2 separate regions of the Mus musculus genome follow, and region 2 is linked to region 1. The links are chromatin loops, found by intact Hi-C in ENCODE. Cell type or tissue: left cerebral cortex. All regions are shown on one strand. Links, peaks and the distances in the headings refer to the core of each region. The heading gives the core; the rest is flanking DNA.

Region 1 (4,305 bases), core at 598-3,097:
ACACTGAAGAAACAATCGGTTCCCCCAAATCGTCGCACAAGCAAATCAGTTGGTTCTGAGATTGTGACTAAGAACCAGCTCCGACTGCGCCGCTTGTGTGTGCGTGTGTGTCGTCTACGTGTGTGGGGCGGTGGTGGCCACGGTGGTGTCTGTTTCAAGGCTCCCCGCCGGCTGCAGGAACCTTGCAGCTCCCCCAGACCCCCTTGCGCGCGCCCAGGACAAGCGCGGTCCGCGTAGCGCCGTGCTCGGGCGCGCGCACGCACGCACACACGCAAGCGCGAGGCCGCGCAGGGCCGGGCCGGCAAGGCGGCGGGCGCGCGCAGCTCGGGAGGCGGCGGCGGAAGCAGCGAGGGCGGCGGGCGTCCGGCTGCGAGCGCGGCGGCTCCGGGCTGGGCCAGCCAGGGGCGGCTCCTGGCGGCGGCGCGGCCGAGCGCTCGGTTCTACGGTTCCAGCCCGTGGTCTCCGGCCCAACGCCTGCGCCGCGCACTCGGCGTCCCGGCTCGGACCCCGGCGCCCAGCCCGTGGCCGTAACCTTGAGGCGGCGGCGGGGCCGGGCCGGGCCGGGCTGGGGGGCGGCGGCACTGGATCCGAGGCCGGCCGGCCGCTGGCGGGAGATGTCGAACCCCGGGACCCGTAGGAACGGCTCCAGCATCAAGATCCGTCTGACAGGTAGGCACGACAGGGCCGCGGCCCTCGCGCCCCTAGACTGTCCCAGGGACCCTGCGGACTCCCGCCCCGCCCCCTCCCCCCCCCCCCCCCTTGCACCGGCCGTTGTCCCGGGACCGCTGCACCCCCTACGGCGTGCGCCCCTCGCTCGCGCTCCCGGCCCCGCCCCCCGGGTGCTCTGCAGGCGCCGCCCCTGCCGCCCCGTCCCCTCCCTCTGCATCAGGGCCCGCCCCTGGCACATCAGGACACGCCCCGCTGCGGCAGCCCCGCCCTCCCTCTGCATCAAGCCACGCCTCTCCGATCTGCAGACTCGCCCCCTTAACTAGGCTCAGCCCTCGACTCTTCTGCAGACTCCCCCTCCCCCTCACAGGCTCCACCCCTTGACTACTTTGTAGCTTTGGCGACCCGCCCTATGGCTCCTCCCTCTGCATCATTCCCCGCCCCCTGCTTGCTCTGCAGGCCCAGGCAGCTGCCTTTTCTGCATTAAGCCTGGCTTGCTGTTCATCCCTCTATCATAGATTCCACCCCTGTGGCTGATTCTCTTGGCCCCGCCTCTGGCTCCTTTCTCTTCAGGTTCTTGCCTATCCCCCCCTGCCCACACTACTCTATCTGCCCACACCTACCATCAGTTGCATATGGGCCACGCCCCCTAGCTTTCTCCCTCTGCCCCTAACTTTACCCTTCTGGATCAGGTCCCGCCCCCTAGCTCCTCCACTACAGGACTCCCCCCCCCCCTCTCCTTTCTGCCCCACACCTACCCTCAGCTGCATATAGGTACCACCCCTCGGGGCCCTCCACCGGTCCCCTCTAGTGTCCTCTCTTGACACCGCCCCAGCACCCTCTGATCCACACCTACCCCCCTGCCTGCTTTTCTTCAGGCCTTGTACATAGCCACACACCTTTCAACTTCATGTAGATCCCGCCCCCTCGCTGCACCTCCACCGCTCTTTCCACCCCTACCTCACATTTTCATCATCCATCTCTTCACTCTCATCCTCCTTCTACCTGCTGTTCCCCTCTAGGCCCACCCCTCACCATCCTCCCGCCTGTCCCCTCCCTCTTTTCCCTTGCAGCTTCTCATCACTTCATCTCTCTCTCCTTTCTTTCTTCCCACTCTCTCACATGAACATTATCTACCTTCTCCCTTCTCTCTCTGGGTCCCTTCGAATCATCCCACCCCCTACTCGTTTGCCTTGCTTCTCTTTGCTCTCCCACCGCCTCACCCACTCCTCATCTCCATCTCTCTAGTTTCCCCTCTCCTCTCTTGGCTCCGCCCCCTCTACTGTTTTCAGCCACGCCCCCGTCCCTGCTTGATCCCGCCCTCACTTATCTTTCAGTCCCGCCCACTCGCTTCTGTCTTACAGCCTCCACCCTTAAGTCGCAAATTCCTCAATCCTGTCTGGGACCAAACGTCTGTCTCCCAGTCTTGTTCTCACTTCCCCCACCTCATCAGTGGTCCAGACCTCTCCAGTCTAGTCCACTTCCGTTCTCCCCGAGGCCAGGCCACTTAGTACTCCAGAGACGAGTCCTTGGTTCCTACCTCCTCTGCAATGCCTTCACCCCTCGCCACATCCTTGAGTCCCCCCTCCCACACAAGCTGAGCTGTGGCAGCTGCTCTAGTGCAAGGCGCCTTGTTCCCCTCAGTCTTCAGAGGAATGTTCAGGTTTGCTAAGTGCTCTGTAGTGCCACCTTCAAAGGTGAGCGCAGAGCTTGCTGTGGGTCTGACAGCAGCAGGGCAGTTTGCATGCAGGCAAGGGGAGAGCTCTCTGTCATAGCTGTCCCTCTTCGTGGGTCCGGAGTCTGGACCACTGCCCTCAGCTTCCTCTTTCTTTCTCCCTCTCCTTTCTCTGCAGACCTTACCAGTGTGAATCCATCCCTAAGGCTGCATGCATGGCAGGGTTGGCAGAGGGCCTGCTTTGGGGCTTTCCAGCTCAGAAGAGGAAATACATCGTTAAGTCTGAGGCCTTGCAGGGAGTTCCCTGGATTTTTCTGTTCCAAGGCAGTGTGTTGGGGACTAAGACTTCTGCTTGTCCTTTCAGGCAGAGCCTTAGGGTAAGACCTGTGATCATGGTGGAAATTCTTGGAAAGTTTCTTGTGTTTAAGAAAAGATTGATAGTTTTCCCTGAAGATGTGGGAGCAGATAACGGTGTTTGCACTAGAACCCAGACCCCGGTCATATTGGCCATCTTTGCCTCTGGACAGATACTGGAAGAGACTTGCTCAGTGGACATGCGAAGGGCATGTGTTAGTTAGGAAGTTAGGTTCTTTGACAGTCATCTTTGGGAAAGTTTGCTGCTCATTGACACTGGGCTATGACTTCAGATATGATCCAGGTTGCTTTCAGCCTTCCCGCTAAAGTGACTGACTTGGGGAGTTTCAGTAGAAATGAGATCAGTGGCTTAATTGTGGAATTTGTGGCAGGTATCTATTAACAGATCCTGGTCAACTGGTTAATTTTGGTATTGCAGACTTGGAAAGTGTCAGAGTTTTGGATGGCTTTTGATGGGGAAGGACTAGGGATGGGTGTTAAAGCTCATGGTCTGAGAGCATCTGTGAGCGTCATCATAGGATTGGGGGTTGCTGGATGGTGTGCCTATGTGATGACAATCGTGAAACTCTTGGAACCAGCCATTTTATTGAACATGAGGTAGGCTTGCCTTCATCTCTCTGCTGTGACAGGAAGTGAGGACAGTTGGGTAGCAGTCTCTCCAGAGATAAATACTGTTATGGAGTCTATTTATGAATTTGTATTTGGGGAAAGATGACTTTTTAAGAATGAGAGCTATTGAAGCTGGGGAGCTGGCTCAGTCAGGAGTGTGTCTGCCCAGAAAGCATGAGACCTGAGCTGGAACCCTGCACCCACTTAAAAATTGAACGTGGCTGGCTGGGAGCCTCACCTGATCAGCGAGCCCCAGGTCCTGGTAAGAGATCGTATCTGAAGGGAAAAACCAAGGTTATGGCTCCTGAGGTTGACCCTCTGGCTTGTGTGCATACGTATACAGGTGTACCTGCGTGCACACCAACCAGAGTACATAGACAGAATAAAAAACAAGATGCCTGTTTGTAACCTTGGTGTTGAAAACCACACAGCACCAAGACGTTGAAGACACTGGAGTGGTGTCAAGTGTTGGGAACTTTGTAGTTTACAGTTGATGGCCTTTGGGGAGCAGAGCCTGTCAAATCAGGGCACCCTGGTCAGACTAGCAGTTGCATGATGTGCAGCCAGGGTCTCCTGATGGTACAGGGCCTTAGTTTCCTCATTTGAATGCGATTTCAGCCCCATTATAAGTGTCTTTGATCTCCCACACGATCCATCAGAGTGGTTACCTACTTGCTTCCCGTTACTGTTGGCCTGTGTGTGTGCTTTCTGCTCTCAGCCCTGAGACTCAGAAGTTTGTGTGAAAGGGCACTACTTTGGTTTAATGTGTGTCAAGCCTTAATTTGGTGCATTAGTGTTGTATTGATGCCCCCGCCCCCACCAAGTTGTTGAATAATATGACAAAGTGCTTTGGAGAGCTGCTCTGTGCAGTAGAAAAGAATGGTTGAGTTTCTGTATTTGAATTATGTAATTTTAATGACTGTCTTTGTGGTATTTCCTAGGAACTGTTTCATGAGGCTTAGAGTCAGTATGTGCAAAAT
Region 2 (4,305 bases), core at 667-3,166, 75 kb after region 1:
TTTGCCATCTTGGTGGACTCTGCTTTCTGCTTGGCATTTGAAGGATCCGCTTTACTGATGTATCTGTTGTTTAGTTTTTATTATAGCTGGATATAGTAGCACGTGCTTTATATCGCAGTACTAGGGAGGCAGGGGCAAGTGGATCTCTATGAGTTCAAGGCCAGCCTGGTCTACAGACTTGAGTTCTAGGACAGCCAGGGCTACACAGTGAGACCCTGTCTCAAAAAAATTTTTTTTCATTGTGGATATTTATTATACAAATAGTGTTACACAAGGACATTTCATCTTGTTGGCTCTGCCTGTCTCCCAGCCCCCACTCTATGATTTCTCCCTCTTACAGTCCTCCCTCTGGTGTTTTCCTAAACTTCACAGATACTTACATGATTTTATATATCTATAAAAGTTAGGGATTATGGTTATGAGAAAAAAACACAGTTATTTGTCTTCTAAGACAGGCTTAACTCACTCACTATGACTATCTCTGGTTGCTTAATTCTATGGATACAAAACTTCTAGTGTCTGTCCACACCACATATTCTTTATCCAAGGTTGACTGCAGAACTTAGCTATTGTGAATGAGCCTTGATGACTTACCATAGATTTTGCTAAGTGCTCTGAAGTGTATATGTGCCTGTAGATGTAGCTGTAGTTTGCTGAGAAGCCTCCAGACAGACTTCCGTGGTCTCCGCAGTACTTACCGCTTTCTTAACCAGGTGACACGGACTCCCCTTGTAGTCTCTGTGTAGTGCATATATGAGTCTTCCAAGATTGGTGTAGCCAGCCAAGACTCTTCTCCCCCGAGGGACCAGTTTTACTGTTTAGTGAGATGCAGGGTTTGTCAGGTCCTAGGCTCAAGCTGAGCGAAGTTGTGTGTCTGTCTCTGACAATAGTTTTCAGTGCTCAGTGGTTTTCTGTGCAGAAGCTGGTGACTCAGGACGGGACCCCAGCTGGCCCTGAACTGTGTAGATCATTCTTCAGCCTGTGGGTCCTCCTCACACCCATTCATTCCTTCAGAGTTTCTGCTGGGGCACTTCCTTCTCAGAGACAGTGCATGGCTATTTGGTCCTGGTCTTGTCTCTGGGAAGAAGAAGGAAAGTGAGTCCCCCAGTGAGGGGCTGGGGGCGTGGCTCAGTGGTAGAGCCTCTGCCTAGAATCCCCCAGTGAGAGGCTGGGGGTATGGCTCAGTGGTAGAGCCCCTGCCTAGAATCCCCCAGTGAGGGGCTGGGGGCGTGGCTCAGTGGTAGAGCCCCTGCCTAGAATCCCCCAGGGAGGGGCTGGGGTGTGGCTCAGTGGTAGAGCACCTGCCTAGAATCCCCCAGTGAGGGGCTGGGAGGCGTGGCTCACCTGCAGCACTTGGCTAGTATGTTAAAGTACCTGGGTTCTATCCTCTCCACTCTCAAACATCTTTTTTGTGAACTTGTGGTTTTGATGTGTAGGAGTCGTATCGCCAGATCATGAAGATGCGGCCAAAAGACCTAAAGAAGCGCCTGATGGTGAAGTTCCGAGGGGAGGAAGGTTTGGACTATGGTGGAGTGGCTCGGTGAGTTGCTGGTCAATCCTCTTCCCCACATGAGTGGCAGGCTGCTGGAGCTGCCCACTTCCTGAGTGTCACAGTGGACCTGTGCCAGCATCTCCACAGGGCACCACAGGGCACCGAGGCTTCTCCTGCTGACACCTCCCATTAGAAAATGTATGATGTCACTTTTTAACTTGTAGTCAGGATTAAAGTTTCACACTTCTTCTTTACTGTATGTGTCTGAACACAAAACTCCCAGGGCCACTCCTGAACTTAACCAGGTAGCAGTGTGGGGGTGGGACGTGCAGGTATTTGTTTTATCCAGGGATCTTACAATATGCTGCCATTCATTTCACTTTAGAGATGAGACTTCTTTAACAAACGTTGGCATTTGTTCTAAGAGGCATCTGGTATCCTCCAGGTAGCCAAGATTGGGCTGCTACCTCCTGATGTAGGGACCTGGTCACAGACACGGACTCTGGGCAGTAGTTAGGATAGCTAACCCTCTGCTCGCAGACTGAGCTCTCTACAGTTCTCCATGTCTGCCACTCAGGCTCCTCTGAAACTTTTCTTTGTAAAGACTTTATGTGTGAACGTTTTGACTGCATGTGTGTCTATGCACTGTGGACATGCAGTGCCCACAAAGGCCAGAAGAGGGCATTAGATTCCCCTGAGACTGGAGTTAACAGGTGGTTGTGAGCTGCCATGTGGGTGCTGGGAATCAAACCCAGGTAACCTGCAAGAGCAATGAGTGCTCTTATCACTGAACCATCTCTCCAGCCCCTCTACTTTTGAATTATAGAATACTACTTAGCCCTTTAGAATTTAATTTGTCTCTGAATTCTATTTATCTCTTCCTTGCCTATTCTTTCCTTCTCATTTCCCCATCCCAGAACTCACTACATAGCATAGACTGGTCTAAAATGAGAGTATTCCTTCTGCCTCAGCCTCTTGAGTACTGAAATTAAAGGTATGACCCACCATACCTGGCTTCCTTTTAAAACCAGGCTTTGTCTTCCTTGCCCCCATAAACTTGAAGATGCTCGGGACAGCACTTTGCAGCACTCTACTTAGAGACCTAGTCTGTCATGGCCGTCCAGCCTGGGCATCAGCATCAGCTCCTCTGCTTCTGGAGCAGACCCTAGGCACTGTCCCCCTAGCCGCCTCTTTCTTGGTTTCTCCCTGCAGAGCAGCTGCTTGGTGTAATTTTCTTCCGTCTGTGCCCCTAGCAGCTATCCACAGTGAGAAACTTGGTTTAGTTCATGGCCAGATTCCCAGTTCTAGAACGGCTCTAATGCCAGGCTCTCACCTTTGGCAGTAGCTGCTGTGCGCAGGAGTCTCCGAGCTCACAGCCCTCCTCCTGCTGAGTCTTCTACCTTATTCCCAGCTCCTTCCTCTTCTGCTTTCTATAGGGCTTCCTCGCCTCATCTTCCCGTGCTCAGAGCAGGCCAGTGTTGTAAGTTACTACATAGCACACTAACTATGGGATTCCATTGTAAGTAATGAGTATGAAGAATTAAATACATCTAAGGCATTGTTAAGTCTTCTCACTGGAGGCCTCCCATCAGGCAGCTGTGTGTTGTGTAGGGACTGCATTTACTCAACAGTCACCAAGTCTAGGGACCTGCAGTGACTTCATGTGCATACAGGTGCACATGGCATGTTCTCAGCACCCCCCCCCTTTTTTTTTTCCAAGACAGGGTTTCTCTGTGTAGTCCTGGCTGTCCTGAAACTCACTCTGTAGACCAGGCTGGCCTCGAACTCAGAAATCCGCCTGCCTCTGCCTCCCGAGTGCTGGGATTAAAGGCGTGTGCCTCCATGCCCAGCTTAGCCCCCACTCTCTTGTACTCTTAACTCGACGAGGGAAGGAGTGCTTAGAGAATCGCACAGGCAGTAGCTACACACAGCCAAGGAGGTCCCTGGTCCTTAAAGAATACTTGACGGAAGTACAGATGGGAGAGCCTTGAGGGTCTGCCAGGTTTTTTGGTCTGATGTATCTGTGTATCTTTTGTTTATTTCCATCCCTTTCATGTCCAGACGGTTTTGGTCTGTGCTGCCCTCCCCTAACCTGCCTCCTTTCTGTTTGAAGAGTCGGAGACTACACACTAAAATCTGAGCCCATTGTCTCGAGGGCTATCCATCTGAAGGTGCTGTACCCCAGTATCTTCAGGATTGAACCCATCTCACAGCAGCCCCCCCCCCTTCAGTTTCCAGCAGAACTGGTTATTGTGTTTGGCTGGGTTTGTTTTTGTTTTTGTTTTTTTAAGAGTACAGTGATGTTAAGCATTAGAGGAATTTAGAAACTAAGCTAACCAATGTATTCCTGCTGGATTTCTAACCACTGTGATGTTTTCAGATTCATCTAAGTTTTCTTTCCATTGCACAGTGATGAATGGGCTGAGGAGTTGGCTCAGTGTGGAAAGTACTTGCCCCGAAAGCATAAGGACCCAAGTTCAAGCCTCAGAGCCCAAATACAAGCCCAGCAGCACCGGGCACGCACTGTGAGCCCGGAGCATCTGTGGGGCTCCCTGGCCAGCCTGCCTCCAAAAATAAGCTGAGAGCAATTAAGGAAGACGGAGAGGCAGCTTCTGCCCTTTACATGTACACACATACACACGTACACACATATGAAAAGATATAGAAGATGGGAATGCTCTGTGCTTATGGTCTAAAGTAAGAATTCAACAGGAAATTAGAAGGGCATAGTTGTTCATAAATTCTCTGTTTTCCTAGAGCTTGAGATGTTCATCTACCAAACTCTTATTATAGAATGCTTAGAAACTCCAACT

Evidence for each region. Hi-C counts contacts between places; a loop is a spot of excess contacts. Peaks named below come from ENCODE experiments on the same cell type or tissue, not always from the same donor. Only the 100,000 strongest peaks of a DNase experiment are listed, where the experiment ranks them.
Region 2: it touches region 1 in a loop (2.5-fold over the local background); 7 of 42 quality-filtered maps call a loop at or near these places.

Annotation. Positions count from the first base shown.
Region 1 is chr5:144,961,865-144,966,169 of GRCm38, reverse strand. Smurf1 (SMAD specific E3 ubiquitin protein ligase 1) reads left to right here and starts at 340. Exons shown (of 18, transcript NM_001038627.1): 1 at 340-669. The coding sequence starts at 615. In left cerebral cortex, for the core only: no CTCF peak of the experiment used is centred there; DNase peaks (open chromatin) are centred at 1,052, 2,082 and 2,526; H3K4me3 peaks cover 2,291 bases; H3K27ac peaks cover 1,441 bases.
Region 2 is chr5:144,886,934-144,891,238 of GRCm38, reverse strand. It overlaps Smurf1 (SMAD specific E3 ubiquitin protein ligase 1), which reads left to right. Exons shown (of 18, transcript NM_001038627.1): 11 at 1,437-1,540. Among named protein-coding and RNA genes, the nearest start is that of Mir7039, 7.7 kb to the left of the region's middle. In left cerebral cortex, for the core only: a CTCF peak has its summit at 2,152 (motif pointing right); no DNase peak of the experiment used is centred there.